Regions from separate parts of the Homo sapiens genome. Here region 2 is linked to region 1. A link is an interaction called in ENCODE POLR2A ChIA-PET data of the cell type or tissue named here. Cell type or tissue: HepG2. All regions are shown on one strand. Links, peaks and the distances in the headings refer to the core of each region. The heading gives the core; the rest is flanking DNA.

Region 1 (14,648 bases), core at 4,296-12,295:
CACCTGGGGGGCAGGTGAGAAGAATCATCAGCCTGTTGGCCCCATCAGCCCCTCCCGCCACTAGTCTAGCCACCTGCCCACCAGCTCACCGGGAACAGAACGATGGGCACTGTGAGCGTGACTGCTGTCAGCACGGCCACGCGCACACACAGGATCAGGACGTCAAACGGGTCCACCTTGCTGTAGGTGTGCAGCAGCTCCGACTCCACCCCGTCTGTGGCAGGCAGGGAGGGTGGTCAGTAGGTGGCCCCAGGAAGGAGGTGGGATCTGAGCTGCCTAGGGGACCCCAACACTGTGGGGATTGGCATGCAGACTCACCTCCACAGCGGCAAGGCACAGCCAGGCACCACACGCCTCGGTATGGAGGGCACCATGGCCACAACCAGCCCCTTCCCCCCAGCCTAGCCTAGGCCTCTGCCCACCGGTGCCACCGTACTGTAGAAGGTGAGGTAGCCGAAGAGGGCAGCCAGGAAGTACATGATGTACATGACAGCGATGGACAGGTTGGAGATGTGCTGCATCTTCTTCTTGGAGGGGCTGTGGGGAAGTGGGGGGGTGGGTGTTGGTGACAAGCTGGGTAACATTGGGAGACCCCCATGTGCCCCAAGCTCTCTCTGGCACCATACTTTCACCATTCAGCATCTGAGGGAGTCTCCTTCTTGCTCATAATCACCTCTCATGGCTGCCAAGGACATCTCAGATAAAGTGACTTGGCTCCTGTCACTCCCCTCTCCACATTCAGGACCACATCCATTCTCCCCAAACCAGCTCAGGGCATCCCCACCCCCACTCCCAGCCACAGACACCTACTCCTTGAGCTCAGTATAGATGGGCAGCACCTCGGGGTGGCAGACGAAGGCGAAGGCCATGATGGGGATGGTGTATGCTGTCTGGGGAAACACGGGGCTGTGTCAAGGCAGTCTGCCACTCTCATTGGGCCCCCGCCTTGCCCTGACCTGTCAGAACCTGTGAGTTGAGCGTGAAGTAGCTGGGAGTGCAGAAGGCTGAAGCCTCAGGCTCGACCTGCAGCTGCACCTTCTCCTTCACGATCTCCACGTGGCTGAAGTTGCCTGTGGTGTTGTTGAAGTTGGGGGGCAGTGGGCAGGGCACGTGGAACTTTTTGTAGATGACCTGGAGTGGGGAGGGATGAGGGTGTCAGAGACTCCCAGGCTGGACTGCCTGGGAAGTCACCATGAAGCCACATCTAGATCAGGACTGGTGGAGCTGCCTTCTGGCCCAGGCTTCCCAGAGACACCTGCCCCCTCCTGATGACAGGGAACTCCCCCAGGAGACCCGCTGCCCGCTTTCTCAGCCAACATGGAGGGTGACTCACTGCAATTAGGAAGAACACCATGCAGCTAAGAGAGAAGCCGCTGGAGTAGCCCAGGTAGCCTGCAAAGTGGAGGGAGCACTCTGAGACCTGGGGCCCCTCCCATGGTGTATGCCTCCAACATCCCCTCCAAGGCTCTGACCCTTCCACACTCACCAAGCTGCCGCATCAGTGCCAGGGGCAGAATGATGGTGACAGAGACAAGGATTACCAGGTAGTTCCCGTTCATGTACCAGTCCCTGCAGGGACATGAGTCGGGAGCCAGGGTCAGAATCCATTCAGCCTGGGATGGGGCCCCTGCCTCCCTCTGCTGGAGTTACCAATGGTGCCACTGAGTGACATCTGAAGAATGTTTGTCCACAGCTCTGAGTCTCACTTTCCCCATCTGCAAAATGGGCATGCCCAGCTGGGCGCGGTGGTTCACGCCTGTAATCCCAGCACTTTGGGAGGCTGAGGTGGGTGGATCATCAGGTCAGGAGTTCGAGACCAGCCTGACCAACATGGTGAAACCCCATCTCTACTAAAAATACAAAAAAATTAGCCGGGCATGGTGGCACACGCCTATAATCTCAGCTACTCAGGAGACTGAGGCAGGAGAATCACAAGAACCCGGGAGGCAGAGGTTGCAGTGAGCCAAGATTGTGCCACTGTACTCCAGCCTGGGCGACTGAGCGAGACTCCGTCTCACAAACAAAACAAAACAAAACAAAACAAAACAAAGGGCGTGCCTTCAGTACTGTCCTTCAGGGTGACATGAGAACTAAGGTTCCAGCCTGGCACACAGCTCATGCTCAGGACCCTCTCTATTGTAGGCACTGCTGTTGCTTTTCTCAGGATACACAGGTCTGGGCCCAGCCTTTGGATGGAGGTGGGTGGGAGGAGGAAGAGGGACCTGGTTCTAGAGGGAGGTGGTATTTTCCACGGGGGTTTCTGGCACTTGCAATAACCTGTGCTCCTTGCGGTTCCTTCTGGCATCTGGGCCTTGCCTCATCCGGCCCCCTCCTCTACCCACCAGGAATGGATACGGGGCACAGAGAAACAAGGGGATAAGGGCCAGGACCATCCTCAAAGGCAAGCCCTGAGGCCAACTCCTTGGGAAAGGCCCAGGGCCCCAGCGGCAGAATCCTGGCTCTCCCTCTTGCCGGAGCTACTCTCAGCCTCCCAGCCCCTCTGCTTGCTCGGGCTGGGCTGTCAAGAGCAGGGCCTGGCTGTGTCCCCTCTGTCCCACAAAACACGTTTGATGCCCAGTCAATGCTGGCTAAAGTGATAGGCAACTGGGACACCTGGGCTTAATATCTTGGTTGGGGGGGGCAACCCCATGGTCAGGAATAGCAGGCGCTTAGAGCTAAGCCTGAGCCTCCCACGCTCACAGGCTGGGTCCGGGGTGAGGAGAGGCCCAGCTTCCTCAGCTGCACCCTGCCCCTAGCCCCACAAGCCCCTTCTGGAGGGGGGTCTCCAAGGTGCTTCCCAAGTGAGTGTGAACTGAATGCTGGCTCTGCGGGCAACTCTCCCCACTCCACCAGCTTCTTGTCTGCTTTGTCTTGTCTCTCCCACCAGCCCAGCCTGGGCCCCCCCACCCTCACCCAGCCCCACCCCACCCCACCCCTCCTCACTGCACCGCACCCCTCCCCTCCCCTCCCCACGCCAGGGCTCACGAGGTTTTCTCCTCCAGGTTCAGGAAGGTCTGTATGACAAGTGGCAGCTCAGACTTGATGATGTACAGGTAGCTGGACATGGCTGTGGGGAGAGGGGCGGGCAGGCAGGCGCTGAGGTCAGCCCAACCAGCCAGCTTTCAGGGCTGTCCACCTCCCTACTGCCTGCCCCTGCCCACTGCTCTTACCTCCGATGTTCTGGAGCGTGATGGCCAGGGCTGCTGCCAGCTTTCCTGGGGTCCCAAAGGCACGGTAGCCCAGCTGCTCATAGGCACGGATGCCTGCAGGAGCAGGGTCAAGAAGTCAGGAGCTTGTCCCAGTTTACCCACCAGCTCCCGCCCATTCCAGGCTGGTGTGAGGCTCACCCACGACCCCTGAGGACTTGAGTAGCAGGTGGATGGAGTAGCTGGAGAGCAAGGCGACAGCTGTCAACAGGAACCTGGGGACACATGGGAAGATGGAAGAAAAAGAGGCCACTGGGGGGCTACCGTGGCTGGCAGAGGGTGAGGGGCTCTGGGAGGCCTGGGGGTGGAGGGTCTGTGACCTGGGTGTCTGGACTCCCAACAGGTATGGATGCCAGCTCAGCAGGCCCCAGGGGTGATGAACACCACCCCCTTTGATCCAGGGTGCGACACACCCCAGAAGGGGCCCTCTGGGTCAAGAGTGTCCCTGTGACTGCCCTCTGAGCACGTCCTCCTCTTGAGTCCTTGAAACAAACATGTTTTCCATTCTGGCTTCAGGGCAGAGCCCCCAGCCAAAGGACACGTGTGCCCACACAAGGCCTGGCCGTGGGGCTTGGCCATCACGTGTAAGGTGCCAAAAGGACAGTCTCTGGCCTGTAAGACCGGCCTGTGTTGTGACCTCAGTCGGTTTACTGGGCAGTGAGGTATATTTGTTTGGCTGTGGATGTTTTTTTCAGCCGCGGTTTGTTAGTGTAAGAAGTGCCCACCCACTGCAGCCTGGATGCTGGGACAGGGAACTGGCGGGTCCTGGGAGGTCATGATTGGTGGCTTGCTTAGGGCCCCTATCTTTAGAAGTTTCTCTGAGGGCACTCACAGGAAAAGGATAATGCCCGTATTGGCCATGGCATAGGCGAGTCCCAGGATGCCGCTGCCCATGATGGCATTGCTGAGGTTGAACACTGACATCCCGAATGATGTCTTCCCCTCGAACTGCAGGCACCAGAATGGGACGGGGAGGGTGGGAGGAGTCAGCAAGGGACAGGGGCATCGCAGCCTTCCCCTGACTGTCCCTCAGCCTCCCACTGCTGCCAGAGACCACCTCATTACTGCATCCAAGCTCCCCACAGTGTCCCCTAAAACCCGTTGCTGCCCTGCTCACGTCAGTGAAGTGTGGCTCCTTGCTGGGACTTTTCTGTAGGAAGCTCTTGCCCTCCATACAGCTCCGTGCAGGGTCCTCGACCCTGTAGGCACAGGTCAGGGTGGGTGGCTCAGCTCCAGCCCTTTGCTCTGTATCCCTGCCCTGCCCTGTCTTCAGCCACCACTGGGTCCCTCTGGTACTCACCTCTGGTTGCCTGCCATGGGGGTGATGACCGGGAGCAGCCCCTCTGAGTGTTTGCCATTGGGCACCAGCTCCACCATCTCTGTCTGCAAAGGCGCCTCCATGGCTCAGGGCACACCACCAGGAGCACTGGTCTCACACCAACAGTCAGATGTCTGCAGAGCAGCCGGTCCCTCTGGTTAGCCCCGTTACTTGGGCCTACGGCCTAGCCTCCTACCTGAGGCCTGCAGCCATAGCACACCTCCCAGATGGTCACTCGGGGCATATCCACACATGCAGCTCTGCCTACTGCCTCCCTGGGATCTGCTGTTGGGGGAATCCAGCTCAGACACCTGAGTTCCTAGGACGTTCTGATGGGACACCCTAGCCAGTACATAATGCACTTCTTACATGCACACCCGTCCAGGCAAGCCCTTAGGGTCTCGGTTTCACCATCTGTGAAGTGACGGTCATCTGGATGACCCGAGTTCAGAGCCCAGTGGCACCAGCATCCCCAGATGCTCAGTCCCAGGCCCCCAGACTTCACTCTGGGTATGTACCCAGGACAGACTTCTCCTCCTTGACATCAATAGTGGGAGATGGTTTCCTGCACTGGCCCTGTGTCCAGGGGCCTCCTGCCCAACCTAGAATGGCACTGCCCGACGGCTGGAGGCCTCGGGAGAGGGTGAGGGCTGTGGGCCCTGTTCCCAGCCGCCCGGCGGGCACTGCTGGCAGCCAGAACAAAGAGCCCTCTGTGGGCTGAGAGCTGGCGCTGGGAACGGCAGGCGCAGAGGCTGTCCCCCCTCCCCAGAGCCAGGATGCCTGAGGCGGTGCTGGGTGGCTGGACACCTGGGCCCTTCCCGCCTGGCTGCAGCAAAGGGCCCTCAGGGGGCCTTCCAGGAAACGGGTGCTCCAGGGCCAGTTCTCTGTGCCACACACACCTCACCCTCCACACAGTCCTGGCCTCAGGGCCATGTTTTTTTCCAAGCCTCTCCTCCACTGCCAGGCAGGGAACCCCCAACCCTCAGGGGCCCGCTGTCCAGGAGTGGACCCTTTGAACAGACCCCCATTTCCTAGGGCCCCAGGCCAGGAGCTCAGGCCCTTGGCCGGCTGTAGAGGAGCCTGGGTCACCAGATCAGTCTCCCTTCTCTGCTCTCAGGGCTTGGCCCTGCTGGGCCTCAAAGGAACCAGCTCTCCTTCCTCCACCACCCCTGCCCGCTGCCCAGACAACTCACTGGCCCCTCTCTCCCATCACTGGGTCCAGGAATTGCCTACCTCATAACCAGAGGTGGCTGGGCATAGTGCCCCCAGGTTCTGTAAGGACACCCTGAAGGCCAGCCTGGCCAGGAGGAGAGCTGAGGCCAGAGTGGAGACCAGTGAGGGGGGCAGCCCTGCCAGGCAGGACAGCCAGAACCTGGTCCTGAATCCGTGGTGCCCTCTCTGATGGAGAACCCTGAATTCTGCCCTGAACCCCCCATCCCCACTCCGGCCCCTGATGGTCTCAGGTCTGCCCTTGAATCTGGAGCACTGGGGAACTCAAACGTAGCACTCAGGGCTAGGGGTGAACAAGAGAGGCTGGGCTCAGGCCTCAGGCCTGGTGCCCCTGGAGGCAGCAGAGGTCACAGCAGCCTCTGGCCTCTCTGGTCAGAGGACTCCCTCCCTGCACTGCCCCAGGCAGCCCCAGGCCAGAGTTCAGATTCTGGCACCTGGATCCTGGAGACCCCACACATGGCACTCTTGCATCCCTCAAACCTGCCTCTCCTTCTGATGCAAGCATCTTACCTCCTCTCCTCCCAGACCCACCTACTCGGGACTATAACAATGTTAGCATCTCTTATTGAGCCTTCTCCCCTGACCCCAGGGTTGCCTAGGTCCACATGTCCTCATGCCCCTGCCCTAAGCCTTGCCATCAGCATCCCTCCAAGTGTCCCACCTGGGTATAGAGGTGCCAGTGCTGGCGTCCAGAGCTACTCCAGAGTCCCCCCTGCACTCAGCTGGGGGTGCCCTCTCTCGGCCCCCTGCCCTGGGCAGGCTGGGACAGGCCCTCAGAGTGTGCTGAGCTGGCAGTCTGGACAAAACACCCTTCTCTGCCCTAATATCCTTCTGTAGCAGCCAGGCACTGCCTCCAGGGAGACCACAGTCTGTGGCATGGGCCGTGGGAGGTGTCTGAGGTCTGAGCTCCAGATTCCCCATCCCCCCTGCAGTAGCTGGGCCTAGACCTTTGGGGCCTGGTAGCTATTACTCAATCATGATCAGTCATTGCTGGGTCTTGGGCAGGCCTGAGATCCCAGAAAGGATTTAGAATATCTCTCCTTAAGTGACCTCCAGCCTGGAAGAGACAAATCCCCCCAGATAGCACCCTCATCACTACTCTATAGCTCCTGCTGCAACTGAGTGTGAGCCACATAATGCTGGGTCTCAAAAAAGAGGATGGGGGTGCCGGGCGCAGTGGCTCACGCCTGTAATACCAGCACTTTGGGAGGCCGAGGAGAGCAGGATCACCTGAGGTCAGGAGTTTGAGACTAGCCTGACCAACATGGAAAAACCCCATCTCTACTAAAAATACAAAATTAGCCGGGCTGGTGGCGCATGCCTGTAATCCCAGCTACGCAGGAGGCTGAGGCAGGAGAATTGCTTGAACCCAGGAGGTGGAGGTTGCAGTGAGCTGAGATTGCGCCATTGCACTCCAGCCTGGGCAACAAGAGCCAAACTCCATCTCAAAAAAAAAGAAAAAAAAAAAAAAAAAAAAAAAAAAAGGATGGGGGCATCAAGGAAGACTTCCTGGAGGAGGTGCGAAGCCAGTACTAAAATTCCAGTAGGCACCCTGGGGTGTCAAACAGGAAAGAGTGTACCAGGCAGAGAGCACAGCATAGGCAGAGGCCCTGAGGTGCAGTACGAGGCAAGCTGTAAGCGTTGAAGGAAGGTTCTGTGGCAACAGACAAACCTGATACAGCTGTAAAGGCCAGGTCTAGGAGTCTGGACTTTGGTCCAGGGCAGGGAGGAGGGCTGGGGGCTGGGGGCCAGGGTGAGGATTAGCACTGGCCTGGCATGGAGCCCCCAGCCATTCCCTGAGGCTGCCAGCCCATTTTTGACAGCTCCTACCCCTCAGGCCTGTGGCCTCCCAGGCTCCTTTGTATCCGGGAATCGGAATCGGGGTAAACTCAGGGAAGGGCTCCTGCATAAGAAAGGCTGCCAGCAGAGCCTGATCCCCTGTGGTGAAAGCCCAGAGTAGACCCTCTAGGGCTGGGCTTGGCCCTGCCTCACTGTGTGGCCAGGGGCAGGGTACTCCCCAGCTCAGGACCTCAGTGTATCCCTGTCCTCTAGGGGTCCCGTGAGGCTTGGTCAAAGCTGGGGATGAGTGAGGAGCCTCCCCAAAGCCTTCATCCCCAGAACAGTCCATGGGTGCCCAGAGAGTGGCCAGGAGCTAGGGTGGGGAGATCACGGTGGCCTTGGGCAGGTCATCAGAATGGCATCTGTCATGGATGTAGTGTGAACCCGGGCAGTAAATCAATGGCCCAGGCCATTGCCCTGGGACCTGTTTGTTTTCCTGGGAGATAAGGGCCAGGAGGGGCCAGGAGCCACAGGGATGGCGCAGCAGGTAACGCCCGCCCACGCGAACATCACCTGGTGAGAATTCATCAGGCACACCTCGGCAGGTGTTGAGTTTGGCTAATTAAAGATTTTGAGCCCCAGGAACCCAGGCCACTTCAGGGCGGCTGATGCAAGCAGCTACAGGAAGCACAGCTCTCTGCCCAGGGATCAAGGTCCTTGGAGTCCCCAGGACTCTGAGCCTTGCTTTCCTTCCCCATGCTCAGGAACATAAGTGGGTCTGGGTCGGCAGTAGTGAGCTGGTGACAGGGAGGCCTTCGCACTCTTTTTACCTTGGTGACGACTTGCACCAGTGGAGGCACAGACCCTCTGGAGCTTATTGCTGAGGCCCAGGCTACCTGACCTCCGCCAAGATCTCAGGAGAGAGACAGCTGGCCTGGCTTGAGGGTCCATCGTGATTATCCCTGGGGGCTCAGGGGTGAGGGCTGCCCCCAGTTCCAGCTCAGCTCATTTTTACCACTCCCCTCCTTGGCTGAGACAGGGTGCCCCCCTCCTAAGTCTGGTACCCATCTGGACAGCTACCCCTCTGTCCACCTGCTCCTCCAGGCTTCAGAGGGAAGATGCCCCCTACTAGGAGAAGGTGTTAGTAAGGGGGGAAACCAGATCCAATGGAGACATTTGGACTGCATGTTCTCAAGGCACAGCCATAGGAATTGGTGGTAGCTGATTGCTGGGGTCAGGGGTCTAGGGACAAAGCAGGTGGGAGGAGGGTGTTAGAACAGGGAAAAGACACCTCTTACCCTCCTCTAGACCCATGTTTTCATGTCCTCCTCATCAACAACACAACAGTGCAAGTGGCCAGTGTGTGGCCAACACTGGGCTAATACTGAAGAAGTGACATGCAGGCGGGGGCATATCCAGGGGAAGGCAGATGGCCCAGAGAACTGAACTACCGGCCATGTTAATCCTCAGCCCCCAGCTCCCTGGCCTTGGGATCTAGGGTCTGTGGCTCTGTGTTCTGGGCATCCGGAGGTGTCTAGGAGGATCTGAGAGACCCAGCTGGGGCCGGAAGGTAGACTTTCCTGTGGCCGGGTACATTTTCTTTTTTTTTCTTGTTTTTTTTTTTTGAGACGGAGTCTTGCTCTGTCACCCAGGCTGGAGTGCAGTGGCGTGATCTCGGCTCACTGCAACCTCCGCCTCCTGGGTTCACACCTTTCTCCTGCCTCAGCTTCCCGAGTAGCTGGGACTACAGGCGCCCGCCACCACGCCCAGCTAATTTTTTGTATTTTTTAGTAGAGACGGGGTTTCACCATGTTAGCCAGGATGGTCTCGATCTCCTGACCTCGTGATCCACCCACCTTGGCCTCCCAAAGTGCTGGGATTACAGGCTTGAGCCACTGCGCCCGGCCATGGCCAGGTACGTTTTCTAACAGATGCTTGTAGCTGGGCCTAACCTTAGGCACCTCAGCCTCCCTTCCCACCCAGCCCTGGACCCTCCTTGCTCAGGCTGCCACCCATAGAGGTTGCAGTCAGAAGCTCTTGGTTCACGAGTGGGCTAGAGCAACAGCAGCCCCCACCTCACCCATTGCCAGCCTGCTGAGAAGGACGTGCAGCCGGAGGCCCAGCTGAGGCAAAGGACAGGACATCACGTGACTGTGGCCCCCCAGGGGCAGGGGAGACCCTGCGCCAGCCAGCCCATTCTCCTCCCTGCTGACCCGGAATCCCCTGGAGGCGGCCAAATATTTAGACAGCCGGACTTCTGGCCCCAAAGCAAGCTGAAGCACAGGCCTCGGGCAGTTCAGGACTCATCAGAGAGTCCGATGGGGGGCTAAAGTCAAGGTCGGCCTGGAGGAGGGGAGACATCCAACATCAGGAAGAAAAGGCAGAGGGAGGGAAGAGAGATAGACAGGGACAGAGCAGGGAGAGAAAACACAGTCATTAGCTCCATGCGTCCATGCATACTGATCCACACACAGAGACAGACAGACAGAGATGCAGCGGCCCAGGGTGACAGGGAAATGCAGATGCACACAGAGGGACACAGACAGAAAAACACACAGACAAAAACCACATGCAGATAGCGGACAGACATTTAGACAGGAGACAGACAGCGACAGAAACAACCAGGGAGGTGAGAAACAGAGTGAGCACCCAGTCAGAGACAGCCAAATGGAGGAAGAGACAGACAACAAGACAGCAAGAGACAGCTGTAAGGCCGGGCATGGTGGCTCACGCCTGTAATCCCAGCACTTTGGGAGGCCGAGGCGGGCAGATCACCTGAGCCCAGGAGTTTGAGACCAGCCTGGCCAACATGGTGAAACCCCATCTCTACTAAAAATACAAAAATTATCCAGGCATGGTGGCAGGTGCCTGTAATCCCAGCTACTCGGGAGGCTGAGGCAGGAGAACTGCTTGAACCTGGGAGGCAGAGGCTACAGTGAACCAAGATCACGCCGCTGCACTCCAGCCTGGGTAACACAGCGAGACCCTATCTCAAAAAAAAAAAAAAAAAAAGAGAGAAAGCTGAAGAAAAAGAGAGCCCCAGAAAGAGCGAGAAGGGGAGAGGGAGCCAGGGGGCCCAGCTGAGGGGGCAGTAGGCCCAATGGGCACTGCCAAGATGGCCAGGCAGAACCCTGGAGGACCCCACAAAAAGGCTGCTGCACCTCCAGGTCCCCACAGAGCAGGTTATGCCCCTACCAACCAGGTGCTATGACACCCAGAGGCTGGGGCTGAGCCCACTAGGGCCACAAGGCCAGGCCCAACTGGAAAGCTCAGATATCCCTGGTCCAGCACCCAGGACTTGTCTACCTGAGCAATGGAAAATACATGTGGAGATGATGGTCAGTCGGAGTGACCCCCATTCCCAGCAGCCATGCACGTGTGCAGACGTGCTGGCTGAGAGGCTGTGTACAGGACGTGGCCCGCAGAGCGGAAATTCAAAACCAAGCCACCCCAGGCCACTGGCCGGAAAGCCCCTCCTGCCCAGCAGCTGGTCCTTCCCTTTGGCCCCCAGAAGCCCCGCCTGGTCCTCTAGAGCCCCACCCTGTTCTCCTATGTCTGTCCTACCACCCAGAGTCAAAGGCCTACCCTTCACCCACTAGACAAGAGTGTACCCCGGGCACACAGTAGGTGCTCAGCAAATGTTAAATGAATGGAATGGCCGGGCGCGGTGGCTTAGACTTGTAATTCCAGCACTTTGGGAGGCCAAGGCAGGCAGACTGCTTGAGGTCAGGAGTCCGAGACCAGTCTGGACAACATGATGAAACCCTGTCTCTACCAAAAATACAAAAAAAATTACCCAGGCTTGATGTTGCACACTTGCGGTCCTGGCTACTCAGAAGGCTGAGGTGGGAGAATTGCTTGGGCCTGGGAGGCGGCGGTTGCAGTGAGGCGAGATTGTGCCACTGCACTCCAGCTTGGGCAACAGAGTGAGACCCCACCTCAAAAAATGAAAAAAATAAAAAAAATAAACGAATGGAATGCATTTGAGGCCCTCGGCAAGCCCTCTTACCTGCTCCAAGTGAGGCCTGGCCCCTGGCCATGTCTACACTAAAACATCCTCCCACTGGGTCCCAATTCTACTATAGCATAGACTGCACATTCCACCTCAGCTTTCTGTTCACAGAGACACCAAAACTGCACCTCCCTGGTGGCCCACCCCACACCACTCCCCTCCAAATATGTTTCCCTCTCAAACTGGATGCTTGTCCTCACACCCAGCCCAGACTTCCAGGGTGTGTCCAGTTCAGCTTAAAATCCTTCTCTGACTCAACCCAGAGACCATGAACCACCCAGCCAGTCTTGTTGTGCCTCAGTTTCTCCAACTGTCCAGGGCTTCAAGGCTACTTGCTAGGGCAGTGGCACAAGGACAGGAGCAACCAGTTGTCATGATCTGGCAACCTGGAGCCCTGGACTGGTGTGGGGACCATTTGTGACATGGGCCAAAAAAACCAGCACACAACAAGGAGTGGCTTGAGAAGCCAGCGAAGACATGGGTCCCATGGGCCCAGGCAGAACAAAATTCTGAGATACAGACTCCTACCCTCCCCAGAGATTCAGCCCCCTGCTCCCAATGTCAAGAAATCAGATTCCCATTTCTGGTTTCAGTCATTCCAGCCCTCTCAGAGACGTGCCAGGCTTGGCCTCTTCCAGTCCTGATCCCTCCCGTCAGTGATGCTTCTTGCAGGAAGGGTACCGTGGCTGTGCCGAATTTCCCCCATTCAAAATGGAACCATCTTTGGGTCTCTTTAGCTTTCTATCCCCCAGACTGAGAGCCCCGAGGGATGTGCTTCCTTTCCAGAAGGAAATGAGCCCCATCCCAGACCTTTTACAGAACAGAACAGGAAGGGGTGAAAGGTCCAAGGGCCTTTTCCAGGGGCAGCTCTGTGGCCAGAGTCGGTCATGGAAGAAAGGACAGGGTTGGCAGGCTGAAGGAAGGATGGGCATGAGTGGGGAAGTCCTCCATGGTGTTCCTCAGGGCTCAAGAGCCTTTGACTTAGCCTTTCTCAGACCTGTTTGAGAGCCCATACCTGGACTCAGGACTCAGGTCCCCGTGGGGGGAAAAGGGCGGGTCCCCGCAGGTCCCTCCCCTGGCCTCCCCCTGCCTGGGTGTAAACAAACGCACGCATTTGCTGTGGCCAATCGAAGGGGCCAACCGGGCGGGGGCGGGCTCTTGCAAACCAAGTCTTGGTTCCTTCTCTCCGCCGTGCGCTGCGCGGGCTCTAACTTACACCCTACCCAGCGCCAGGTGGGGAGGAGCTCGCACGGCGCCCCGGCCTCAGGTCAGGGAGCCACTCGCGCCCTGCGCCCGCTGTGCCCGCTGGCTCCTCTGCAAATGGCACCGGCTCTGGGACCAGCATGTACCCCGCGGCCCCTCAGGCGGCCCGGCCCGATCTGCCCTCAAGCCCTTGTCCGGAGCAGCCGAGATAAATATACCCGGATTCCCATCGTGCCAGCCGGGCTGCTCTGCCTGTCAGGCGCCCGTCGGGGCAGCGCTCCAGGGACTGCTCCAGGCCCCTCTTGGGTCCTCCCCTCGGGCCCTCTCCAGCCTGCCCCATGGGCCCTGCCTCAGGAAGCCTGTGGTGTGCCGCCCGAGCCCCCAACAAGGCGTCCTGTGGTCCCAGCCCCGGGTGCCGCCGACCTCCTGCTGTACCTCGCAGCCCCGCCGAGAGGCCCTAAGGCGACGACGTGTCCCTCCCGGTACCCCCAGGGCCCTGCTTAAGCTCGGCGCTGAGTCCCGACTGGCAGGTCCCCAAGACCAGCGCCTGGAGCGCGCGGGGCTTTGGCTCGCCGGAGGCTGGGGCGCCTGCCCGGGTCAGGACGGTAGAGGAGAGCTGCCCAGAGCCCGGCTACGGACAGGAGGGTGGACAGTAGGGCTCGGCCCACCCGATTCCCCTGTGCGGGTGGGATGAACTCCCGAAGCGGTACCTGGCCTCGCGGTTGGGAACGTGCGGCGCTCCGCTCGGGCCGGTGCGGTTCGCTCTGCTCCCGGCTGAACTCGGCTGCAACAGCGACAACAGCGACGCGGGATGAAGGGCGCCCGGCCCCGCCCCCGGCCCGCCCCCCGCCCGCCAATCCCTGGCGGCCCGCGGGAGGAGGGGCTGGTCGGGGGAATGGCGGGGGCCGGGGCAGGCCGGGAGCAAAGGGGCGGCCTGAGCGTTAGGGAGCCCCTAGGTGGGAGAGCAGAGCTGCCAGAGGGACTCCGTTGAGTCTTGTGGGGGGAATGCTTCAGTCCAAAGCAGATTCTCTCTGAGGTCTGTGGGTGTCACATTAACCCCTGAAATGCTTTGCCCACACCCCCCAAAGCCAGAAGGGGAGCTTCCGCCAAGAGGACTGGCAATGCATAGCCTCAGTGAGAGATGCTTGAATGGGGGACTTTCAGGCGACACTCAGGCAACAAAATACCTCTTCTACCTGCCTCCCCCTTCCCAACCAGGGGTGGGGTGGGGGCGAGGGTGGGAGGGCTTCTTATATCAATTCTGTCTCCACCCCAGATATTCAGAGGAGGCTGAGGCTGGAACACAGAGGGCAGGGGCAGTGAGGTCAGGCAAGGAGTAAGGCTTGGCTTGCTTGAGCCTCACCTGGGGCCCCCCGACCATGACCCCCGTCCTTATTTAGAAGGTGTAGGAGACAGCTGTCAGCCTGTCCACAAGAAGGGGGCTGGGACTTGGTGTCCTGGGGACAGACAGGGGTTTTAGGATGGCCCCGTTCTTGGCTGGGGGCTCCTTATCCCACCCCTGCCTGCTTTCCACACAGGCCCTTGGTGCTCAGAGACGGGTGGTGGGTGTTAAGGTCCCAGGTTCCACCAGTAGGAAGCTGGGGGAGATGCTGACCTTCGGGGTGAAGTGGGGGGGTTCTCAGAACAGCTGTGCCCCTTGCTTCTCAGTCACTGGCTCTGATCCGATTAATCTCATGGCCTCTGCTGTTCCTATTCAAGCTGGTCTTCTCTGTGTCATGCCTGCCCCACTTCCCAGTGCGGGGGGAATGCCCTGAGAGGACATACCCGACCCTCCCCTGCCCTGGGCTGGGAGTCAGGACTCCAGGATTTTCTCCTGCTGACTCACAGAACCACCACAGCCAAGCCCTGGCGTACCTTGGTTTCCCTCTGTGACATGGAA
Region 2 (14,544 bases), core at 1-8,000, 59 kb after region 1:
GCTCGGGGCTCTCCGGACCGCCGCGGTTCGTTCGCTCGCTCTGGTCTCGCGGCCGCCGGCGGGACGGGGCGCTCAGAGCCGCGCGGGGAGCGCCGGCAATTGGCCGCCCGTGGGCGACATTTGCATAGCGCAGCCCCGCCCCGCCCGGCCCGCCCAGCCCCACCCCCGGGGCGGGACCCGCCCAGCCACCGCCCCGCCCCCGCTCCACCTGTCCGTGGGCCGGGCTCAGGGTTCCCAGGCGGTGGGCACCCCGCGCCGGGGGAGACTAGTCTGCACCCCTCGCCCCCGCCCCCGCTTCGCGGGCGGCGCCCCCGCCCCGCCCTGGCTTTGTCTCTCTGTGAATACACCGCACACATCGCGCCTGGTGTTTACCCGGGCATTCAACTCCCTGGCGAGAAGGGCTGCAGCGCCAGGGAGCAACGAGCCTGCGCTCACCTGAGCACCCCCTTCCGCGTCCCTCATTCCCACTCGCCGCCGGCCGTGCCCCTGGTCCCGTGCGTGGGCCCCGCGGCGCAGGACCCCTGACTGCCCGGGCTGCTCAGCAGGTGGCGGTGCAGCCCCTGGGACGGCTGGCACCGCCGGACCTTCCCGCGGGCTCAGCCTCCAGCCTAGGCCAGGTCGGGGGCAGCCCAGCCACACAGCTCTCTCCAGCCATTCAACGACTCCCCGTGATCGCCTCAATCGCCAGCCCTTATTTCAGGCCAGCAGCTCCCACAGACTCTCCTTATAGTTCCATACCTTAGAGAGGCCAGATCAGCTAGCACCTTCTCTCCTCAAGGGGACATTTGCTTTCAAATGGCCTGGTGATGAGCCAATGGCTCAGCAACTGAGAAGGGCCTACCGTGACCCCAGGAAGGGACCCTCTGCCCAACCCAACTTTCCAAGGTCATGGCCTCACCACCAGGACCACTTCTCAGCCCTGCCCCGGGCACCCTGCGGAGGCTCCCAGGGGCGTTGGCCCTTTGTCCTCTCCTTCATCCTCTTCCTGTTCTGTCTTCTGTGCCCTCCTCTTTCTCCTCTTTCCTTTCTCCTCTTCTCCCTCTGCCTCTCCTTCCTTCTCCCCTCTCTTCTCCCTCTTCCTCTCTCCTCTTCTCCCTCTTTTCCATCTCCCTCCTTTTCCTCCTTCTCCTCTCTTCTCCTGGATTTTTCCTTCTCTGCCCTCTCCTCCTCTCCCTTCTCTTCCTCCACCCCATGCATTTCCTTCTCTTCTTCCTCCTCCTTCTTCCTGCTCTTTACCCTCTTCCTCCTTTCTCTTTTTCTTCTCACTCCTCCTCTCCGCCTTCTTCCTCCTCCCACTTCTCTCCCTGGCTAGCAAGACCTCCAGGAAAAGACCTCTCTCCCTCTGACCCATTGACTGGTTGACTCCAAGTGCAAGGTGGAGCTGGGCACTAGGGATCCTGCTGAGGGTCTCCTGACTCAGGACTTAGAGTGCTGCCTCATGCTCCAAGCACAGGCAGGGCATTTGAGGTGAGCAAACACCATCCTGGAGTTATGGAGCTGCTGTGACAGCACCTGCACCTCTCCCCTTTGTCACGCCTCATTGAAAACACTGTGACAATCCATCTCTCCTCATCCCCACTCATCTGTATGAGGGTCACCCCTGAGGTCACCACCACTGCACCACCATCACCAATACAGCTTAAGCCACCATCTCTATGGCTTCCAACACCATCCCTTCCATCCTCTCACAGCCTCCATGGTCTCCTTATAGCCTGGCCACTTCTATCACTATCTCCAGCATCATTAGCATCATGCTGGTTACCACGGAAGAGCTGTCAGGACTTGCCAGAGACTCCAGTGTACTGGGTTGGGAAGGAAAGAGGCTCAACTGATCTGTTCATGAAGCTCCACTCAGACACACAGAATAGGCCCAGCACACAGAGGCCTTCAATGGCAGGGAGACCAGGGAAGGGGGCCAGGAAGAGGGCAAAGAGCTAGAATTGAGCCTGGCTACATGGGGTGGAATGCCAATTCCTTCCTAAGCAATTCGAGAGGGCTGAATAATCATACAAAAAAAATTGTTATTGCAGCAGTGAATCCACACTGAGCCCTTGCTCTGTGTCAGTGCTGGGGTGAGCATTTTGTATCATCATAATATGTTGTTATAGTTTGTGTGTGTGTGTGCATATACATATCGGCAGACCTCATTTTATTGTGGTTTATTGCGTTTTGCAGATATTGTGTTTTCTGAAGTTGAAGGTTTGTTGCAACTCTGTGTCGAGCAAGTCTATCAGCACCATTTTTCCAACAGCATGTGCTCACTTCATTAGCATTTTTTAGCAATAAAGTATTTTTTAATTAAGATATGTACATTTTTTAGACATAATGCTATCACACACTTAACAGACTACAGTATAGTGTAAACATGACTTTTATATGCACTGGGAAACCAAAAAAATTTGTGAGTTGCTTTATTACAATGTTAGCTTTATTGTGGTGGTCTGGAACCAAACCCGCCATATCTCCGAGGTATATTATATTATTCAGGGGAATATTGTATAGCTTTTCACAATTTTGTCTTCAATTTCAGAGGTCCACAGACCCCTCAAAACCAGCTCTGGATACCAGGTTGGGAGGCATTGCATGCCAGGAAGTTTTGCGGTTATTCACCCCCAGGTGCTTCACAATTGGGCTGAGAAGCAGGCCCTGTTGTCCCCATTGTACAGTTGAGCATGAGGGAGGAGAGTGGGGAGGTAGGGAGGGTTGGGGGAGGCCTGGAGCCACCAGGCTGTGGTGCCTGGAGAAGGCATTTTCAGTGGCTGTGGGAAAGCTCCAGGACAGGAAGGCCAGGCTGCAGGGCCCACATGGAGCCAAGGGCCTGCAACCCTGATAGGCACGCAGGAGCTGGATGCCTGCTGGAGTCCCACAGGGCACTTCTGGAACTCCACGCATCTTTATCATGTGAATAAGAGAGCAAAAATAAGAGAGCAAATCCCTGCAGCACCAGATCGGAGAGGGAACACAGCCAAGAAGCCAAGACTCAGGGAGTCAACTCCCTGCCCTACTCTCAGCTCCTCTGGACTGGCTGCCCCCCACCCTGTGCTCTCCTTGACACCCACAATCCTTCTGTCCTCCTCTCCAGAAGCCACTCTGCTGTTCTAACTCCACCTGAGAACCACCCAGGATGCCCTGTGGCGTCATCTGAAGGGAGAGAGACAGGCTGGCTTCCTACTGGCCTGACCTCCCTCCTGTTGGGTAGGACACTCAGATCTTAGGCCTAAGTTTCATTCAGCCTCCCCCATGGCCCGCCCTGGTGCTAGTCTGGTCACGCAGGTGAAGGGGTGTGTGCAGACACAGCTGGTTAGGCCAGGTCCAGCTCCTGCACTGAATCCACCTCTGGAATACCCTCCTGGGGCAGCCTCCTCCTCCTTCCCAGGTGTGCCCCGGCTGCGTGGGATACACTGCACTCGGATCTGGGTGGACCTGGCTGAGCTTCAGGGTGGACTTCATAGTCTTGAGGTCCTGGAGCTTGTGAGGGGTGACCGAGCCAACAGTGAGGGTTACAACAGGGAAGTCATTGGCCCAGCCCCCACCTGGATGATGGTGCCAGCAACGGGCAGGAAAACCTTGAAGCTTTCCTCCCGCAAATACACCCTGCCCTTCACCCTGGCCTGGACTTTGTTTCTGGCGGTGGTTGTGCCTGTTTCTCTTCCTTTTGGCTCTTCCAGGATGCATGGGAACTGAACTGCAGCCTCCGGCCTCCTGCTGCAGGTCCCTGTTGTCTGCCTCCCCGTGGCTCACCTCAGGTGGGGAGAGGGAAGCCTGGAGGTGCACTGGGGCCTGCCCTCCTGGCCTCTGCACACGAAGGCTGGACTTGGAGGGCCTGGGCCTCAGAGACCCTCCATCCCCATTGGATGAGGGCGGCAGCCACACCAGCACTCCCTCACCTCCTCCCCTGCCCTAGTCTTAGGGGGGAACTTGTTCCCTGGGCCTGGCAGGGCAAGCAGGCCCCGGCCCGCCCAGCCCCAGCGTCGCTGGCTCAGGTTTCCTCGCTTTCTGGTTTTCTCATCTCCCCTGCCCCAGGCGCTGTTGCCTGCTCTCTGGCCCAGCCCCCACCCACTAGGAACTGGATCCCAGGGAGGGGGAGTGTTGGGAAGGGGGCTGGAGAGGGGGCTCGGGGCAGGCGGTTGGGTGGCACCAGGAGGAGGCAGGCCATGGGGACTCACTGAGGTTCCGTGTGCAGCCTTCTCCTGCCCAGCCTGCCCCAGGGGCTGGCTCTGAGCCGATCAAAAGCTGGAATGACCTGGCCTCTCCCTAAAGCTGCCTCCAAGCCGTCTCTGCTGTTGTTCCCTCTACCACAAATGTTCTTCCCGGACTTCAGCACCAGTCTAAACCCTGTGTTTCCTCTAGACGTGGGCCCTTAGCTGCCTCTTTCACCAATAAACACTGCCCTTTTCAGCACAGGCTCAGTATCCCTTCTTCATCCTTCTGCACTGGGCCCCTCAGGCATCCCGAGCCTTTTCCAGGAGCTCTAGACTCTCACCTCTGGGCCTTGGCACATGCTGTTCCCCTGTACCTGGAATGTCTTTCTTGTCTCCTTCTAGATCCAGACAGGCATCATCTCCTAGGAAGCCAGTCCTCATGGCTGGGTCAGGAGCTTCACTGGGCCCCTGCAGGTCCTACACCCCTTTTCAGACATTAAAAGATCCTGCCCTGGGGACCCAGACCCTTCTGTGTTCTCCCAGTGGGCCCCACATGAATCTATCAGCAACTGCTTCCATGTGAGTCCAGAGCGAGAAAGGGACACGGGGCACTGAGATCCTTGCCTGTTACCCCACACCCTTCATTCTGTGTGTCTATGCATGTGTGTGTCTGTGTGTATGTTGGATAGTAAGAGAGGTGGGGTTGAGTGGGCCTAAGCTCGGCTGGATTCGAAGTGACCTGTGACCGTTGGCCAGCCTGAGTACATCCTGTTTAGACAGAGCCCAGACAGCCATCCCTCACTCCCTTGGGCCTACCCAGCCCCCACTGGGGAGCCCAGTCCTGGGCCTAGAGCTCAGTCTGTATCTGGTTCTGGCGAGGGCTCCCCAGTAAGAGTCTGGGTGGAAGCACTGGCAGGGGTTTTGTCTCTGGGTACCTAGGCCCTGGGTCAGTAATGATCAGGCAGCCCCAGCCATGAAAGTGGTAAGGGTGAAGGGGGAGGGGACTTGACTGAGGAGCCCCTCCCTGTGTGGAATAAACATTGCATCAGGAACCCAAACAGGGGGCCCACACTAGCAACTTCTCAGCTTTCTTCAGCTCAGCAGGGGCGGCTCTGTCCTTTCAGCCTGAACCCTTTCTTTCTCATCTACACCCAAACCATCAGCAAATACTTTTTTGTTTGTTTGGTTTTTTTTTTTTGAGATGGAGTCTCACTCTGTGGCCCAGGCTGGAGTGCAGTGGCACGATCTCAGCTCACTGCAAGCTCTGCCTCCTGGGCTCACACCATTCTCCTGCCTCAGCCTCCCGAGTAGCTGGGACTACAGGCGCCCGCCACCACACCCGACTAATTTTTTGTATTTTTAGTAGAGACAGGGTTTCCCTGTGTTGGCCAGGATGGTCTAAATCTCCTGACCTCGTGATCTGCCTGCTTTAGCCTCCCAAAGTGCTGGGATTACAGGCATGAGCCTCCACACCTGGCCAAGCAAATACGTTAAATTTCACCCTCAGAACACATGAAATATCAGGTGGCCACTTTTCGCCTCCTGGGCCAGCAGAGGAGCCTCGTTAAGATGGAAGCCAGGTCCCGCCTCTCTCACTCATCGCTCTCCATGGCTCCTACTTTATTGAGAGTCAAAGCCAAATCCTTGGGCCATGCACGATGGCTCACGCCTGTAATCCCAGCACTTCGGGAGGCCGAGGTGGGCAGATCACTTGAGGTCGGGAATTCAAGACCAGCCGGGCCAATATGGTGAAACCCCATCTCTACCAAAAAGTACAAAAATTAGCCAGATGTGGTGGCCTGCGCCTGTAATCAATCCCAGTTACTCAGGAGGCCGAGGAAGGAGAATTGCTTGAACCCGCGAGGCGGGGATTGCATTGAGCCAAGACTGCGCCACTGCACTGCAGCCTGGGCTACAGAGCAAGACTCTGTCACAAAAAAAAAAAAAAAACCTACAAAAATCTAGCTGGGTGTGGTGGTATGTGCCTGTGGCCCCTGCTACTCTGGAGGCTGAGGCGGGAGGATTGCTTGAGCCTAGGAGGTTGAGGCTGCAGTGAGCCGTGATTGCACCACTGCACTCCAGCCTGGGCCACAGAGTGAGACTCCATCTTGACCAAAAACTAAAACAGAAAACAAAGCCAAATCCTTGGAGTGGTCATCAACACCCCTTCACCCTGCACACCTCTTCCCCACCTCTCTGACTTGTGTCCTCCTCCCTCTTCCTCCCACTCCAGGCACACTCCAGCCTCAGGGCCCTGCAGCAACCGTTCCCTTGGCCTGGATGCCCATCCCAGACACCTCCATGGCTTCTCCCTCACCTCCTTCAGGCCTTTGCTCAGATATTACCTCCTCAGTGATGCCCATCCTGACCACCACCATCTCCAGCATTCTGCATCTCCACTTACCTTCCCTCTCTTCTTCCCTTACCTTCCCTCTCTTTTTCTTATTCCAACATACGATATAATTTACTTATTTTCATGCTAAGCTGCCAACCAAGAATGCAGAGATTGTTGTCTATCTATTGCTCCTCCTCCAGCACCCAGAATGGAGACAGACACGTGGTAGGTATTGAATGAATAACTCGATGGGGCTGTGAGCTGCTTTCCCCTCTCACCCTTACCTGGAGCTGAGAATGGGGCATGGAGAGATGCCCATTTGCTGTTTCCCCACACTGCTGAAGAGGTGGATGGAGGAGAGAGGGTCTTAAGTTGCAGCATCAAGGACTCAAGATAGACTCTGCTTTAACTTAAAAGGCATTGCAGCTTTAACCGTGAGCTCTCCAGGGACAGGCATAGTCCCTTAGGCAGAGGTGTTCCTCAGGACTAGGAGAGACCTAGGCAGCTCCCTGACAAAGCTGCGGTGACAGGCTCTGATCTTGGGAGGTTTCTGGCTGCCTCCCAGGCCTGCATCTGCTGCGCACACTCCCTCCATGTGTCTGTGTGGCCACAGTCCTGGGGGAGGGGGGCCCGAGGAGGGTCCTGCAGCCAGGACTGCAAGCTGAGATCTGGACTTACTTAGTTCCAAATGACTGGGGAATGTCCCTTCCATGACAGCGGTGGCGTGGCCTCCCCTAGTTCCTTGCTCCCAGCAGAGGAGTGGGGCCCAGATGAAAGCAGCCCCTCAAAAGGAGGGGGGGCTGGTGGGCAGACACTGGGCACCCTGTCATCCTGGTCCTCCTCCCTAAGCCTGGTTCCAGGTCATGCCCAAGGAGGAGTTGCGATATGAGATCACTGTCTCATATCTCAGACCAGAGATCTGAGGCCAGAGCATCCTATTTGGTCTCCAGCTTCCTCCAGCCAGGAACTGGAGAGGCTTCACCAGCAAGACCTCTGTGCACAGCAGTGCCCGGACTGGCCAATGAGGAGTGCTCCCTCCAGAGAATCTCCTCTTTACAGCACATGGCTTCAGTGCCTTGGAGGAGGGTTGGGGAAGCAGGGCCAGTACCAGGTGGGTGGGGAGCCAGGCCTGCCCTGGCCAGCCTGGTGCTTGCTCCTGAGCACTCCATCTAGAAAGATGAACCCTTTTGCTCCCTGTGTTGTGGTTGGTAGGTCAGTGAGGCCAAGTCTGTGCTCCTATCCTGGGGTTTCGGTGCCTTCTTGTGCTGTTAGGATTTGATTTTCAAACGTGACTGGGCAGAGTGGGGGCCTTGGCCAATCCTGACTTCTGACCCTTCACCCAGGGATTGGAGGCTTCACCGGTGCTATCTGTGAACTCCCGCGAAGAATTAGGCCTCAGGCTCACCTTGACTGGAACATCATTGTGTACCCATTTAATAGAGGGGAATGCCGAGACCTTGAGGAGTAAGGGCCTGGATGACCTTATTGGGGATTCCAGGCTAGGACCCCCTTGAATGTTGGACTGCAACCTCTGAAAGAATAAAGGACAACGGCTGACTTGAGGGTGATGGGGCATATGCCATAGTCAGATTTCAGGTTTTAAAACATCCCCCTGGCTACTGGGGTGCCAGAGAGGAGGCTGTGAATATCCAGGAGAGAAAGAACAGGGTCTGCCTAGAGCACGGGGGCTGCTGCCGGGTACCTTCAGACTTGGCCAGGTTCCCTCCTCCTTCCCTAGAAGCCCATCCATTGGGCCTGATCTGGAGTTTTGAGGTGGGGAGAGAGGCCTCCTCCCCGGCTTCTATATACCCCAGACACATGGCTCACTGGGTAGGTCTCCCTCCCCCACTCTCCTGAGACAGCAGTTTAAGATTTAATCCCAGGACAAGTTTCTGCAAAGCCCATGTTTGCTGCCAGAAGGAGCAGGGACCAACCTAGATGGAGGGATAAGAGACAGAGGAGGGGTGAGGAAGGGATTGCGGAGGGCTGCATGGGGAGAGGTCATAAATCCAGACTTCACACTCTGTCCTGCCTGGCTCCAGCATCCACAGACTAAATCAGGGAAACCTAGTTCCTGCCACCCAGAGGAATGCATTCATGTGGCCACAACCTGCCTGTGCACCTACTGTGTACCACCCCCTGCCCTACCTTAGTCATGGTCACAGCTCGCAGGGAAGTCTCTGGGCTCAAGCAGCAGCCCTGGCTGGCCCAGCCCTTGACAGGTCCAGGTTACCCAGGACACCAGTAGAGGGCACAGAGGGGCAATGCTGCTACAGAGGGAGACAACCACCCTCCCTCTACCACTGACATTTGGAGTCCTCATAGTCCCTGAGGGGAAACTGAGGCCTGTGCCCCTCTGCCTTGTCTTTTCTTTTTTCTTTCTTTCTTTCTTTTTTTTTTTTTTCTGAGACAGAGTCTCGCTCTGTCATCCATGCTGGAGTGCAATGGCACGATCTCGGCTCACTGCAACCTCCGCCTCCCAGGTTCAAGCGATTCTCCTGCCTCAGCCTCCCGAGTAGCTGGAATTACAGGTGCACGCCACCAAGCCCAGATAATTTTTGTATTTTTAGTAGAGACCAGTTTTCACCATGTTGGTCAGGCTGGTCTTGAACTCCTAAACTCGTGATCCACCTGCTTGGCCTCCCAAAGTGCTGGGATTACAGGCATGAGCCACTGCGCCCAGCCTCTTTTCTTTTGTCTTTGAGACGTAGTCTCGCTCTGTCGCCCAGGCTGGAGTGCAGTGGTGTGATCTCGGCTCACTGCAACCTCTGCCTCCTGGGTTCAAGCGATTCTCCTGCCTCTGCCTCCTGAATAGCTGGGATTACAGGTGTGTGTCACCACGCCCAGATAATTTTTTGTATTTTTAGTAGAGATGGATTTTTGCCATGTTGGCCAGGCTGGTCTAGAACTCCTGACCTCAAGTGATCTGTCACCTCGGCCTCCCAAAGTGCTGGGATTACAGGCATGAGCCACTGCACCGGCCGCCTTGTCTTTTTTTAAAGCACCCCCAGGACCATCTTCCTCCGCGGGTTGCCTAGCCTCTTCCCACCCCACTCCCCTCTGCAGTCCTCAGTGCTCCTCTTCTCTCTGTGCGCCCGGCTCCTGCCCAGGGAAGGGGAGGCATGTGGAAATCTGACTGGCTGGAACCAGGAGGAAATTCACCCCCGCTGTGTTAACCCCCCAGTCTCAGTGCTTGGATTTGAGGGTGGAGCCAGGCCAGGGTTGGTCTGCCACTCCCAGATTCCCCTGAGGGACAGGTCCCACAGATCACCTGCTCAGCCCCAGCTTCCCTCCCTGGACTGCCTGAGGCTTCACCCTTCCCTTGCCCCAGCTGCCCCACCAGCTGAGTGTGCCCAGCGGTCAGTACCCTCTATAGCCAAGGACATATGGACCCCAGACCAAGAGGGGTCATAACCTGCTGGGGGGGCCAAAGATGGGACCTTAGGCAGCACCCCAAGGCCCTAGGTTGACCATAGCCTCAGGAAACCCACGTTTCCCAGCCAGGGGTCTGGTTGGGCCTAGGCTATGCTATGGGGGCCCAGTTCTCCAGAGAGGGGCCGGGTAGTGCTGGCTGGGGCCTATTCTCTCAACAACATGGGTGTTTCTTGCTGGAGTTTTAGTTGCTCAGAGAGGGGACCCAGTGCTGGGGCCTTGGCCTGCTTAGATCTCTGGCTCGGTGTCCAGGCTGGACCCTTACCACCCTGTGGCTTTCAGGTAGGGAAGAGGAAAACATGTGGGCTGGGCTGAGGTGGGGACACAAGACATGTGAGCCCTGCCACCAGCCAGAGTTTAGAGGAAATTCTGTGTTGAATCCCTGAACATCCCCCTAGCTGCTCCTAGAGTTTTCTCACAATGGGGCTTATTGTGGGGGGAATCTTGGAGCTCCCAGCTGTCTGGACAGGTGTCAGTTCCTGCTCCCTTTGTCACCTACTGATCAAGGACACCCCCCGCCAAGAAAGATGGGACTGCGTGGCTGTGGGTCCTAGACTCTAGAGAACCCAACCCTACCCATGCTGTCCCCACAGGCCCAGGATGAGGCCTCCACATCTTCCCAGGCAGAGACCCTCACCCGGTACAGGCCAGACTGCAGACAAAGATACCACTTGACAGATAGGGAGACAGGGGCCCTGAAAGGTCTGCGTGGAAGGTCGGAGTCAGAACAAGCAAAGCACAGTTGGCCTGCTTTGTGGCCGAGGCAGAGGCAGCAGGGGGATCTCTGGAGGGGCTCCCAGGCAAACCTCAGGGCCTGGAGGCCCTCAGGTCACTCTATGGTTTCTGAAGGGCCACCCCTCATCATGTCTTCTATCATGTTGCCCTCAAGCCTTTGCCTAGGCTATTCTCCCACCAGGAATGCCTTTCCCTGTCTCCCTAGCGGGGTTCTCCTGGTCCTTCTGGCCTGGTTCAAATGCACTGTGTCTTGGTCATATGTCATTCATTCATGCTGGGTGTGGTGGCTCACGCCTGTAATCCCAGCACTTTGGGAGGCTGAGGTGGCAGATCACCTGAGGTCGGGAGTTCGAGACCAGCTTGGCCAACATGGAGAAACCCCGTCTCTATTAAAAATACAAATATTAGCTGGGCGTGGTGGCACATGCCTATAATCCCAGCTACTCGGGAGGCTGAGACAGGAGAATCTCTTGAACCCGGGAGGCGGAAGTTGTGGTGAACTGAGATTGCACCACTGCACTCCAGCCTGGGCAAAAAGAGGGAAACTCCATCTCAAAAAAAAAAAAAAAAAAAAAGATGTCATTCATTCATTCTGCAACCTCATGTCCTCCCAACCCTGTGTTGGCACCAGCCACAGAGACTGATTTCTCCACCCCAATTTGGCCTGAAATTTCAACAAAATTGTCTTGGAATAGTGGTAGGCAAGGCCTACAGGCCTAGAGCTGAGAGATGGGAGCCACCTCAGAAAGGCAGAAGGGGAGATTTTGATGGCCTAGAGTTAGGGGAATTTGAATGCCTAAGGACCCGGGCTCCACCCAGACCCCACACCTTGGAGAGGTCCTGTAAGGGCTGGGAGATAGACTCCAGGCAGAAAAGGGCCTGGCATCTAGGGAAACCTGAGCCTCTCAGAAGTGTGGAGCCTAAGCCGGGCATGGTGGCTCATGTCTGTAATCCCAGCACTTTGGGAGGCCAAGGCAGGTGGATCATGAGGTCAAGAGATTGAGACCATCTTGGCCAACATGGTGAAACTCCATCTCTACTAAAAATACAAAACATTAGCTGGGTGTGGTGGCACATGCCTGTAGTCCCAGCTACTTGGGAGGCTGAGGCAGAGGCAGGAGAATCGCTTGAACCCAGGAGGTGGAGGTTGCAGTGAGACGAGATCACGCCACTGCACTCCATCCTGGTGACAGAGTGAGACTCCGTCTTAAAAAAAAAAAAAGAAGTCCGGGCACGGTGGCTCATGCCTGTAATCCCGGCACTTTGGGAGGCCAAGGCGGGTGGATCATGAGGTCAGGAGATCGAGATCATCCTGGCTTACACGGTGAAACCCTGTCTCTACTAAAAATACAAAAAAATTAGCCGGGCGTGGTGGCGGGCGCCTGTGGTCCCACCTGCTCGGGAGGCTGAGGCAGGAGAATGGCGTGAACCCAGGAGGCGGAGCTTGCAGTGAGCCAAGATGGCGCCACTGCATTCCAGCCTGGGAGACAGAGCGAGACTCCATCTCAAAAAAAGAAAAAGAAAAAGAAGTGTGGAGCCTGGGCAGAGGTGGAAGCCCTGCAGCTCTGGCCTTGCTGTCCACAGGGCTCTTCAGACCTCACCAGGCCTTACTCGACCTACCCAAACATCAGAATCATGAGGCTGGGGCTGGGCGTGGTGGCTCACACCTGTAATCCCAGCACTTTGGGAGGCAGAAGTGGGCAGATCACTTGAGGTCAGGAGTTCAAGACCAGCCTGGCCAACATGGTGAAACCCTGTCTCTAGTAAAAATACAAAAATTAGTTGAGTGTGGTGGTGGGCACCTGTAGTCTCAGTTACTTGGAAGCCTGAGGCAGGAGAATTGCTTGAAGCCGGGAGGCAGAGGTTGCAGTGAGCCGAGATTGCACCACTGCACTCCAGCCTAGGGACAGAGCAAGAATCCTTCTCAAAAATGAAAGAAAGAAGAAAGAGAGAAAGAGAGAAAGAAAGGAAGGAAGGAAGGAAGAAAGGAAAGAAAGAAAGAGAGAGAAAGTAAGGAAGAGAGGGAGGGAGGAAGGAAGGAAGGAAAGAAGGAAGGAGAGAGACAAAGAAAGAAAGAAAGAAAAAGAAAGAGACAGAAAGAGAAAGAGAGAGACCAGACGCAGTGGCTCACGCCTGTAATCCCAGCACTCTGGGTGGCCGAGGCAGGTGGATCACCTGAGGTCAGGAGTTCAAGAGCAGCCTGGCCAACATGGTGAAACCCTGTCTCTACTAAAAATACAAAAATTAGCTGGGCTTGGTGGCGCACGCCTGTAGTCTCAGCTACTCGGGAGGCTGAGGCAGGAGAATTGCTTGAACCTGGGAGGCAGAGGTTGCAGTGAGCCCAGTGCACTCCAGCTTGAGCGAGAGAGTGAGACTCTGTCAAAAAAAAAAAGAAAAAAGAAAGAGGAAGGAAGGAAGGGAGAGAGAGAGACAGAAAGAAAGAAAGAAAGAAAGAAAGAAAGAAAGAAAGAAAGAAAGAAAAGAAAAGGAAAGAAAACAAGGAAGGAAGGAGGGAGGGAAGGAATGAGGGAAGAGAGAGAAAGAAAAGAAAGAAAGAAAGAAAGAAGAAAGAAAAAGAAAGAAAGAAGAAAGAAAAAGAAAGAAAGAAAAAGAAGAGAGGAAGGAAGGATGGAAGGAAGGAAGGGCCGGGCGCGGTGGCTCATGCCTGTAATCCCAGCACTTTGGGAGGCCGAGATGGGTGGATCACAAGGTCAGGAGATTGAGACCATTCTGGCTAATACAGTGAAACCCTGTCTCTACTAAAAATACAAAAGAATTAGCTGGACGTGGTGGCGGGCACCTGTGGTCCCACCTAATCTGGAGGCTGAGGCAGGAGAATGGTGTGAACCCTGGAGGTGGAGCTTGCAGCGAGCCAAGATTGCGCCACTGCACTCCAGCCTGGGCGACAGAGCGAGACCCCATGGAAAGAAAGAAAGAAAGAAAGAAAGAAAAAAAGAAAGAGAGAGAGAGGGAGGGAGGGAGGGAGGGAGCAAGGAAGGAAGGAAGGAAGGAAAGAAGGAAGGAAGGAGGGAAGGAGAAGGAAAGAAAAAAAAGAGAGAAGAAGGACTCACGAGGCTGGGGCTGGGGGTGCATGTGCACGCATGTGCATGGACGCCTCCTGCAGGCCCCATGATGGGCCCCAGCTCCAGGCCTGGCTGTATGAGGCTCTCACCCTCCCATGGGTATGCACTTGCCCCCAGTTTCCTCAGCTGTTAAATGAGAGCAAGTTTCTTCCTCACAGGGTGCCGAAAGGATCAAACTAGCCACCGAGCACAGATTGCCGGAGCAGCATCTAGTGTGTAGGGCGCAGGCTCCCTGAGTCACCTTTGTTATGACTTATCAGCCCTCCCCGGTAGATGACAGGGAGACGTAGACGCCATCACTGGGGCACAAGAGACTGTGGAATTGCTCTGTTGCGGCCCCAGGAGAGAGTGGGGGCGCATTTATCTTCTCATCCAACCGAAGGGTCCACTCAGGTTGGGGCAGTCCTCAACTGCCCAGCCTTGACCCTGTCTTCTGCCATTGCTTCTGATCTTTGGGCATCCAGGCCTGCATGGTGGCCCACCTAGCACACACGTTACACCCACCGGAGCCTCCACAGGCAAAGACAACATTACTGTCCTCCGCAGGACCAGGGCGGGTGGAGGAGGGACCAGCACGTGGGTTGTCAGGGGAATGGCAGGCCACCTGGGTCTCCTGGGCCCCCACCTCTCTCCTTCCTTAAATAGGACAGCCCCACTCTGGCTCTCCCACTCTGGCTCTGACCCCAACACCCAGCCCACAGTTCCTGTAAACAATTATGCACCAGGAGCTGTAGGGCAAGAAGATGAAGCCCCAGGTCAGCAGGGAGGTGTCCGGGTGACGGGGTGCAGAGGGTGCCCTGGGGCTGAGAGGGTGACT

Evidence for each region. ChIA-PET counts read pairs that join two places held together with the same protein. Peaks named below come from ENCODE experiments on the same cell type or tissue, not always from the same donor. Only the 100,000 strongest peaks of a DNase experiment are listed, where the experiment ranks them.
Region 2: POLR2A ChIA-PET joins it to region 1 with 17 read pairs; 4 of 35 experiments call an interaction of 5 or more read pairs at or near these places.

Annotation. Positions count from the first base shown.
Region 1 is chr3:50,204,159-50,218,806 of GRCh38, reverse strand. It overlaps SLC38A3 (solute carrier family 38 member 3), which reads right to left and starts at 13,536. Exons shown (of 16, transcript NM_006841.6): 1 at 13,459-13,536; 2 at 4,507-4,658; 3 at 4,324-4,405; 4 at 4,039-4,154; 5 at 3,348-3,421; 6 at 3,171-3,263; 7 at 2,986-3,067; 8 at 1,487-1,569; 9 at 1,334-1,392; 10 at 967-1,131; 11 at 811-890; 12 at 437-537; 13 at 90-214; 14 at 1-3. The coding sequence starts at 4,607. RefSeq lists enhancers at 5,401-6,210, 9,091-9,619 and a silencer at 12,575-12,654. In HepG2, for the core only: a CTCF peak has its summit at 6,096; DNase peaks (open chromatin) are centred at 7,446, 7,966, 8,266 and 9,836; H3K4me3 peaks cover 690 bases.
Region 2 is chr3:50,140,588-50,155,131 of GRCh38, reverse strand. LOC124909484 (basic proline-rich protein-like) reads right to left here and starts at 462. Exons shown (of 2, transcript XM_047449434.1): 1 at 436-462; 2 at 1-71. The coding sequence starts at 462. The region is part of intron 1 of SEMA3F-AS1 (SEMA3F antisense RNA 1); the gene reads left to right. It also overlaps a transcript of SEMA3F not described here. RefSeq lists silencers at 1-293, 324-463, 474-533 and enhancers at 3,813-4,484, 13,771-14,332, 14,333-14,544. In HepG2, for the core only: a CTCF peak has its summit at 538 (motif pointing right); a DNase peak (open chromatin) is centred at 4,921; H3K4me3 peaks cover 1,257 bases; H3K27me3 peaks cover 1,472 bases.